3 separate regions of the Mus musculus genome follow, and regions 2 and 3 are each linked to region 1. The links are chromatin contacts, found by Hi-C or POLR2A ChIA-PET in ENCODE. All regions are on one chromosome and are shown on one strand. Each heading gives the region's core, a stretch centred on a gene start or an enhancer-like site at or near the end of the contact. The rest is flanking DNA. Distances are from core to core; before and after follow the strand shown. Region 1 holds the start of Rasa4 (RAS p21 protein activator 4). Region 2 holds the start of Polr2j (polymerase (RNA) II (DNA directed) polypeptide J). Region 3 holds the start of Alkbh4 (alkB homolog 4, lysine demethylase).

Region 1 (2,700 bases), core at 191-2,690:
CACCTTAAGTCAGCCCACCCTCCTCCCTCCCCATTGCCATGGCAACTGCTGAGCTGGCCTCTTCAGGCCCAGGGGGCCTTGAACTGGAACCGCTCCTGGCACTGAGAGTGCTGGGAGAGCCCGCCTGCCCGCCGGAGAGATGAACACACACACACACACACACACACACACACACACACACACACCTCCCCAATTCTCAGTTCTCTGTAGCCAGGAAACCCACCGGGACCCGGAGCGCACTTTGAACCCTAGGCCTCTGCCCCGCCCTTTCTTCGGTTTTATGATCGTGGCTTCTCCCCGACACTAGGATTTCAAGCACTTGGGTCCAGAAAGGGAAACTGAATCTTTGCAAATGAGGACATAAGAAAGCCACGAGACACGTTCTAGGAGTCACGCAGTTGACCTCGGGAACTCACTAAAAACAGTGTGACAAAGGGGTGTCCGAAAGCTCCCCAAATCTGGCGATGGATTAGAGGAAGCTTTATGAAGGACGGTAATGCATTTTAGGAGCCCTAGATTCACGACCTTGCTTTGACACCACCAGCTAACATTTCCTGTCTGTCGGCATCGGTTTTCTAATCTGTAAAGTGGTCCGAGGAGAAATGCCTTGCAGGGAGCGATTAAAGGGAGAGGCCCGGCAAAGTCAAGGGAGACTCTAAATCCTGCCTCTATGCATCCCTCCTGTCCCCTTGACCTACACCCCCACCCCCACTTTTCACACCTGCATGCCTTGCCCAAATGAATAGCGAATAGCGAACAAGTCCGGCGGACAACTCTTGGGGTTGTTATGGACTCCCAAACTACAGAGAGAGGGGGGGACACTCCGCCCCTTTCAGCCACACCCTGGGCAGTTCTTGCGATGCCATCCCAGTGCCAGTTTCAGTCTTTTAAAACTCCTGCCCCCCTATGAGCCCTGGCTTCCTGCTGTTCCCAGGTGGAGAAGCCCCTCCCTTGTCTCTAGCCCTCCGCCTCTAGCTTGCCCCTCCACTCTGTCAGGTATTCACAGCAAATCTCGCTGTCCCCATTTTCGTAGCCAGTCCCCCTCCGTGGCTGTACACGCCACATCCTCTCCGCTGCTCTCCTTGTGGGGAAGCCCTAAGGACCCCCCGCAAAGGTCAAGTATATAAAAGGGGATCCCATCAAAGTTGGGGTGGCCACCACCCGTACCCACTACTCACATGTCCTTGGCGGGCAGATTTTTCCCTTCTACGATTCGGATGGACAGCGAACTGCGCTTGGCCATTGCGGGTCGGCGACGTGGAGGCCTGGCGGGGAGGGGTTCGGACTCATGGGTCCCCTCTCGGGGTAAGGAGGGGGAACAGTGCGAGTGGCGCTGCAGGCAGGCGGGTGCGGAGGCCAGAGAGGGGAGCGCTGGGGCTGAGGGATCTCCGCTACTCCATTCACCCCTCCCCGCCCCTCCTGCGGGGGCGGGGAGACACTGCATGGAAGGACCAATCAGCGTCCTGGATGCCCAGAATGGGCGCGGCCTATGCGGCTTGCGTCCCTCATTGGCCACCTGGAAGGGAGGGCGGGCGGGGCCTGCCCCGAAGTGTAGCTGCTGGCACCCGGAGATTCTTCCACCACCAGGATCCCTCCTGGTGCTCTCGATTCTCAGAGAGAGAGCCCAGGCTCACGGAGGGACCTGGGTGTGCAGCATAGCTGCAAATCCATTAATGGCCGCACGCTGGGAGTAACTTGTCTGTGACAGACCTGGAAAGATGTGAAGACTCAGGCAGTTGGGAAAGTTTGAGGACATCAAATCTGGAAAACAGGATTGTTTGGGGCGTGTTTGTATTGTGGTTTCGTGTGTGTTCAGGTGTGCAGGTAGAGGCCAGAGATCACCCTCCGATTTCATTCTTCAAGATCCGTCCACCATTTATTTATTTGTTTATTTATTTATTTTTGAGACAGGGTTTTTCTGTGTAGCCCTAGCTGTCCTAGAACTCTCTCTACAGACCAGGCTGGGCTCGAATACAAAGATTCACTTGTCTCTGCCTCCCAAGTGTTGGGATTAAAAGCCTGCACCACCACCTCCAGGCTCTGGCTACCTTTTTAAAATTTTTGTTTTTTATTGGCTGATTGATTAGGGTGTGGCTTACATGTTGTGGTCCCAAGTGGAAATCAGAGGACACCCGCAAGAATCTTTTCTTTACTTTCACCAAATGGGTCCCAGGGATCAAATTCAGATTATCAGACTTGGGCAGGAGTCTTTCTACTGACCCATCTCCTCTGCCCCACCTTGTAAGACACAAGGTCTCTCATTGGCTTGAAACCTCCCCAGTAGTCTAGACTGGCTGGCCAGTGAGACTCCAGGATCCACCTTTCTCCATCTTGCCCACTTCTGGAGTTCTTTACAAGAGTTCAACACCATGCCCAGCTATCCATTAGTCCTGGGAACGAGTGATTCTTCTGCTTGCAAAGCAGTTTAGCAAGTGAACCATACTTACCTAGCCCTAGATCTGCATTCCAGCCCGCCATCGCTGCCCATACTGGTGACCAAACCTAGGTCCTTGAGTGTCCTGGTCAAAAATTCTGCTACGAGTGACATCATTTTATTCTTCTTTACCCCAAAATAAGATTCCATTGGGGATACAGACATACATACAGATTTTTTTTTTTTTTTGACACAGGGTTTCTTTGAGTAACCCTGACTGTCCTGGAACTCTATAAACCAGGCTGACTTCAAACTCACAGAGATTC
Region 2 (2,773 bases), core at 78-2,577, 33 kb before region 1:
CATACCCCAGAGTTACTCCCTAGCAACAGTTAATCAAAGATTAGTCTGGTTGCTTCAGATCTACTTTCAGATAGTTTGTGATTGTTCATCTCCCTTCACAGCACCACCTGTCAGCTTACAACAGACATTCAGTTAGATACCTGCCAAGCTCCATACCCCGTCACTCCCACTCCCTAGAAAACCTTGTCCTGGGTTCAAGGCTGCTCTGCCTTCTCTTCCTGTCCTGTTGTGTCAGGGTTGGGTTGGAGGAGAGCCCAAGCCCGAGCTTGTGATAAAGAGACCCTAATGGAAACGGCTCCTTAATGATCTTTTGGGGTTCACAAACGATTCCTAGCACACCTCCATACCTTTTTCCCACTGAGATAGAGACTAAGCTGACTTCCAAGAAGGGGCACACACACGAGAGAAGGGTTACACAAGAGAGAAGGGTTCGTAGCAAACTTTGAGTCATCAAAAGAGTGTATTTGGCTACCATTAAGACAATTACATAAAGCCAGAGCCGGTGGCTCAGGCCGTTAATCCCAGGTAGAAGCAGGTGGATCGCTGAGTTTGAGGCTAGTCTGGTCTGCAAAGCTCGTTCCAAGACAGTCAAGGAGGATACACAGAGAAACCCTACCTCCAAAAGACAATTAGATGCTTAATCTCTAAACCTGTAGCCACTCGAGTGCAAAGTACTTCCCCCTGCTCTCTGAATGCACACAGACCCAACTTGCGTCTGTCTTACTTTCTTAGCGCTCTCTTCCTCTGAACCCTCCTGCTTAAGCCCATATTAAAGTATCTTTAATTAAAAACCCACCAATCCTGCTTCACTAAACCGAAGAGTCCTGAAATTCTTTTTAGCGTGGAGCCACGAACCCGGGTTTGGCCTAAGTCGGGATCCCTGAAAATCTAGGAGAAACCCTCAGGTTGCTGAGGAGTGTAAGAGAGCTGTGTCTCTGTCCCTTCACAGCTGTCATCATGAACCAAGTGTCTGGAGCAAGACACTCCATGTCCCAGAGCCTCCGATTTCCCACTGCAAAATGCATGCACGCGCCAGTGCTTCGCGCCGCTGCCTGAAGCTGGGCAGACTCGCATTGAGCAGCACGGAAGACTCAAAGCAAAGCCCGCCTCCCGCCTCGGTTTCCCCAGACAGGAGCAGTGCGGCGCTCCAGCGGAGCTGACGGCCGGCAGGCTCCTATGCAACCGTCCCCGCCTCCGCCGGCCTCCACTTACTTCTTCTCGCCCTCGAAGAGCAAGAACGACTCGAAGGCCGGAGGAGCGTTCATCCTAGCGCCGCGCTCTCGCTCCCCGACACCAACCCACAGTCTCCTTCCGCCAACAGAGCCCCGAAGCGCGACCACTTCCGGATTTCTCAGCCGCAGCCAATCAGTGTAAGCACCTGGCCCCCGCCCCCTAGCGGCTCGGATGACCTAATGCAGGCGCAGGCAAGGCTGAGGGCGAGCCGTGCGCATGCGTCAGTTTAGAACCCTTGTTCGAGGCGTCCATGCTGAGTGTTTTGGCGCGTGCTCCCGCGCCCGGAGTTGAGCCACCTGTAGCTGGCTCCCCGGTACCGACTGAATGGGACTAAGAGTCTAAGTGGGCTGCTGCTGCAGGACCCCCGGGTGGGCCGACACTGGCGGACTTATGAGGCCTTCTAGATGAGGACCAGTGGAGCAAGAAGGGATGTAAAGGTTGGGGAGGAGCTTGGGGTACCAGCGCATCTTCTCTTGAGCACACAGGTAACTAAAAACACGATGAAAGCTTTGCACCTCGCCATTTTTCAGCGGTCTCTGTAGCAATCTTTTATTTTTCCTATTTTTAAAGATTTTTATTTGCATATCTTGTATGGGCACGTATATGCAGGTGCCTTTGGAGACCAGAAGAGGGTTGGGTCACCTGGAGCTGGAGTTACAGGTGGTTGTGAGCCCCCCCTGCCCCAGTGGGTGCTGGGAACCGAACTCCAGTCCCCTGCAGGAGCAGTAAGACCCTTAACTGCTGAGCCATTTCTCCAGCCTCCCTGATGGCTCATCTTGTCAACCGGATGAAATTTAGAATCATCCTAGAAACAAACCCCTAGGAGGGGCCAGCAAGACAGCCCAGTGGGCAAGGGGGAGTGTGACCAAATCTGATTACCTAAATTCAGTCCCCAGAACCCACGTGGTGGTAGAGAACAGACTTCTCCGACCTCCCTTCACGGTATGCATTTACACATGTGTGCACTCACAATAGAGAATAATAATCATAACCATAATAAAGAACGTTTGGTTGTCTTTGGGATTCTAGACAGATTTGACTGAGGAAGACAGACGTGTATGGCATCATCCTAGAGGCTCAGGAGTCAGACTACAGCTTCCTGGCGCAGATGCAGTGTGCTTGGCTGCCTGGGAATCCTGTTGCTATGACATCTGCATTGTATACCCTTCCTTAAGATGCTTCTGGTTGGTTGTTTTTTTGTTTTTTTTTTTTGGGGGGGGGGTTCGAGACAGGGTTTCTCTGTGTAGCCCTGGCTGTCCTGGAGCTCACTTTGTAGACCAGGCTGGCCTCAAACTCAGAAATCCGACTGCCTCTGCCTCCCGAGTGCTGGGATTAAAGGCATGGACCACCACGCCTGGCTGCTTCTGGTTGTTGTTGTCTTGGTTTTGTTTGTTTTTCAAGACAAGTGTTTCTCTGTGCAACCCTGGCAGTCCTGAAACTTGCTCTGTAGATCAAGCTGGCATCGAACTCAGAAAGCTGCCTGCCTCCATCTCCAAGAGTGCTGGCATTAAAGGCGTAAGCCAGCAGCACCAGGACTTCT
Region 3 (2,700 bases), core at 58-2,557, 52 kb before region 1:
AGAAAATAACTAAAACAAAAAACTTGGCTCAGGCCCCTTTGATCTCTTTAAGTGTCTGTCGCCTCAGCCACCCACAGCTCCTATCTCAGGCCTCTACTCAAGCATTCCCCTGGCTATGCATCCCAGCAACTTGCTACAGCACTGCCAGGGCCATACAAATGCTCTGAAGTTATTTTTCATTCATTCATTCATTCATTCATCCATCCATTGCCCATTTTGATGGAAGGTGTTAGCCTGGTCAACAGAGAGCTAGAAGGGAAACATTTTAACATTCTTCCTGGCCTACCTGACTCCTGATCCTATTAGTATCTTGTAAGACAGATTTGTTTTTGTTTTTCAAGATGGGCTTTCCTGGAACTCCCTATGTAGATCAGGCTAGCCTGGGACTCACAGAGATCTGCCTGCCTCTGCATCCCAAGTGCTAAGTCTAATGGCATGCACCACCACTGCCCGGCTGTAAAGCTGATTCATACAGGTTTGTTTTCCCAAAAAAATTTCCCCCAAATCAAAGCCTGTTTTGGAGACAGGTTTCTCTGTAGTGTAGTCCTGGCTGTCCTGGAACTCACTCTGTAGACCAGGCTGGCCTCGAACTCGGAATTCCACCTGCCTCTTGTCTCCCGAGTGCTGGGATTAAAGGCATGCGCCACCACTGCCCGGCTGCCTGTGCTGTCTTAAGTCGCTCATTCCCTGTCTAATACAGGCGGCCTAGTGTTCAGCACTCCCTACCATTTCCATGCAGTCTCCCTTGTGCTCCGGAAGCTCACTCAAAACCAGACCCGTTCAGTCCAAGTTATTTACCACTGCCCCCCACCCCCACCCCTCACCCCCCAAAGTCACAGAGATGATGTGTGACAGCCGCTTCCCTACTGCCAAGGTAACTCCTAAAACCTGCTGGGCGGCTGAGGTCCGTTCTCCAGCCTCTCTGCCTTTCAAATGCAGAGATCTCGGCGTGCACCAGCATTTCCCCGCCCTTCCATTAATCAGCCGATGGCACTTGGTCCACCTTTTGGGTTTTGTGAATATTGAAGATATAAGCGCTCCAAACAACTCACCTACCGCGAGGCTTTGGTCCTTGGCTGTTTTACAGGCAAGCTGGGCCTTAGTTTCCCATTAAGATGAATAGATTTTCTGGCTATGACTCTTTTCCTAGTCCGTACCTGAAGGCAGATCTGCCAGGGCGGGTCCCTGTGGCGTTGTCTCTCGCAGATAAGACAGGTCCGGATGCCCTTACAGCCGCACTCCTGCAAAAGAGAAACTTCAGCCGCCGCCGCCATCGCGTCCTCCGATCAGTTAAGAGCGCAGGCGCGAGACGCAGGGGCCGCTGGGAGTTGTAGTCATCGCAGAAGCAGGAGGTGGGGCGTAAGGCTGGCGTTCTACTTCCTTCCGGTCGCAACGGACTCGCAAAGGGTTTGTTGTGCGCCACCTCCTGGGCTCCCCGGCAGCGGGCCTTAGCGACCGGACTTCGTGGAGGCGCGGGTTCGGTTGAGCCCTCGGCCACCCATGGCTCCTCTCACGCCGCAACTGCTCCTGCAACGTGGGCGACCCAAGACGGATAAGCTGGGGAAGATTCAGAGTTTGAAGTAAGAGCATGTGGGGTTGAAGCGGATCCGGGGCGTGGGGTTCTTCCCCGCCAGGGTGGTTTGATGGGCGGAATGCAAGGCTCAGACCCCTCCGTCTCCTCCTCCTGCCCGGGTTATTCTGTTATCCGGGATTCGAGCCCCAGTCGAATCTCGCGCCAAACGGAGATGTGGGAGATTGGCAGCCAACGCCCGGCGTCAGATAAACTTGGAGCGAACGCCCTTAGCCTTGCGCGGAGTGGAAAGACTGATGAGATACTAAGGGATGTTGAGGGATCCTGTGTAGCACGGAACGGGCTAGCAGGAACTAGTAAAAACAAGAAGGAACTTGGAAGTCTTGGGCTCTAAAGTCATTTTGTTTTGTTTGTTTGCTTGCCTGTTTGTTTTTGAGACAGGGTTTCTCTGTGTAGCCCTGGCTGTCCTGGAACTCACTCTGTAGACCAGGCTGGCTTCGAACTCAGAAATCCACCTGCCTCTGCCTCACAAGTGCTGGGATTAAAGGCGTGCGTGTGCCACCACTGCCCGGCAACAAAGTACTCTTTAAGGGAGGGAAGATGGGCCACAGAAATGATCTGCAGATAAAGGTGCCTGTCTGTCATCAAGCCTGAATTCAATCCCTTGGGCCCAGACAGTGGAGCAAAGCAGCTCCCTAAAACCATGACCCCCTTAATCACGCTTTGATTGTGCCCATTCCTATCCACACACCACACACAGATACATAGACACTCTGTAATACATAGAAAGGTAAGTTAGGAAGTGAGAAGGCTAGAACAGTTGGCATAGCTCAGTTGCTACATTGCTTACTAGACATGCACAGAGCCTGAGTATCCCTAGGGTTCCATCCCTATCAACACCTGAACAGCTCCCAAGGGGTGGCACATGCCTGTCATCTCAGCACGTGGGTAGGGGGAGGAGAGTTAAGTTCAAGGCTTTCCTGGACTACGCAATGAGTTGTGTAGGATGGGATCTCTTGAGTTTTGCGGCCAACCTAGTCTACATAGTTCAGGCTAGCCAAGTCTAAAGCAAGCTTCATGCTTGCACAAGAACTTTGTTGGTGGAAATCCCTCTGGGACAGATGGGGTAATTAATGGGAGGGTCTGGCCCGCTCCCTCAGCTCTCTTGC

The links. Hi-C counts contacts between places; a loop is a spot of excess contacts on that map. ChIA-PET counts read pairs that join two places held with the same protein, here RNA polymerase II (POLR2A).
Region 2: a loop to region 1 is called in a map of heart, with 2.4 times the contacts of the local background. The contact joins the promoter of Polr2j here to the promoter of Rasa4 in region 1. A Hi-C loop is called at or near these places in 1 of 37 maps with a recorded cell type or tissue (heart). POLR2A ChIA-PET finds 5 or more read pairs at or near these places in 4 of 5 experiments (Patski and embryonic stem cell).
Region 3: a map of CH12.LX shows a loop between it and region 1 (2.5-fold over the local background). The contact joins the promoter of Alkbh4 here to the promoter of Rasa4 in region 1. A Hi-C loop is called at or near these places in 1 of 37 maps with a recorded cell type or tissue (CH12.LX). POLR2A ChIA-PET finds 5 or more read pairs at or near these places in 2 of 5 experiments (Patski and embryonic stem cell).

Annotation. Positions count from the first base shown.
Region 1 is chr5:136,082,656-136,085,355 of GRCm38, reverse strand. Rasa4 (RAS p21 protein activator 4) reads right to left here and starts at 1,440. Exons shown (of 21, transcript NM_133914.3): 1 at 1,179-1,440. The coding sequence starts at 1,243.
Region 2 is chr5:136,115,245-136,118,017 of GRCm38, reverse strand. Polr2j (polymerase (RNA) II (DNA directed) polypeptide J) reads right to left here and starts at 1,327. Exons shown (of 4, transcript NM_011293.2): 1 at 1,213-1,327. The coding sequence starts at 1,265.
Region 3 is chr5:136,134,752-136,137,451 of GRCm38, reverse strand. It overlaps Alkbh4 (alkB homolog 4, lysine demethylase), which reads right to left and starts at 1,307. Exons shown (of 3, transcript NM_001347492.1): 1 at 1,158-1,307. The coding sequence starts at 1,274. Lrwd1 (leucine-rich repeats and WD repeat domain containing 1) reads left to right here and starts at 1,378. Exons shown (of 15, transcript NM_027891.4): 1 at 1,378-1,580. The coding sequence starts at 1,501.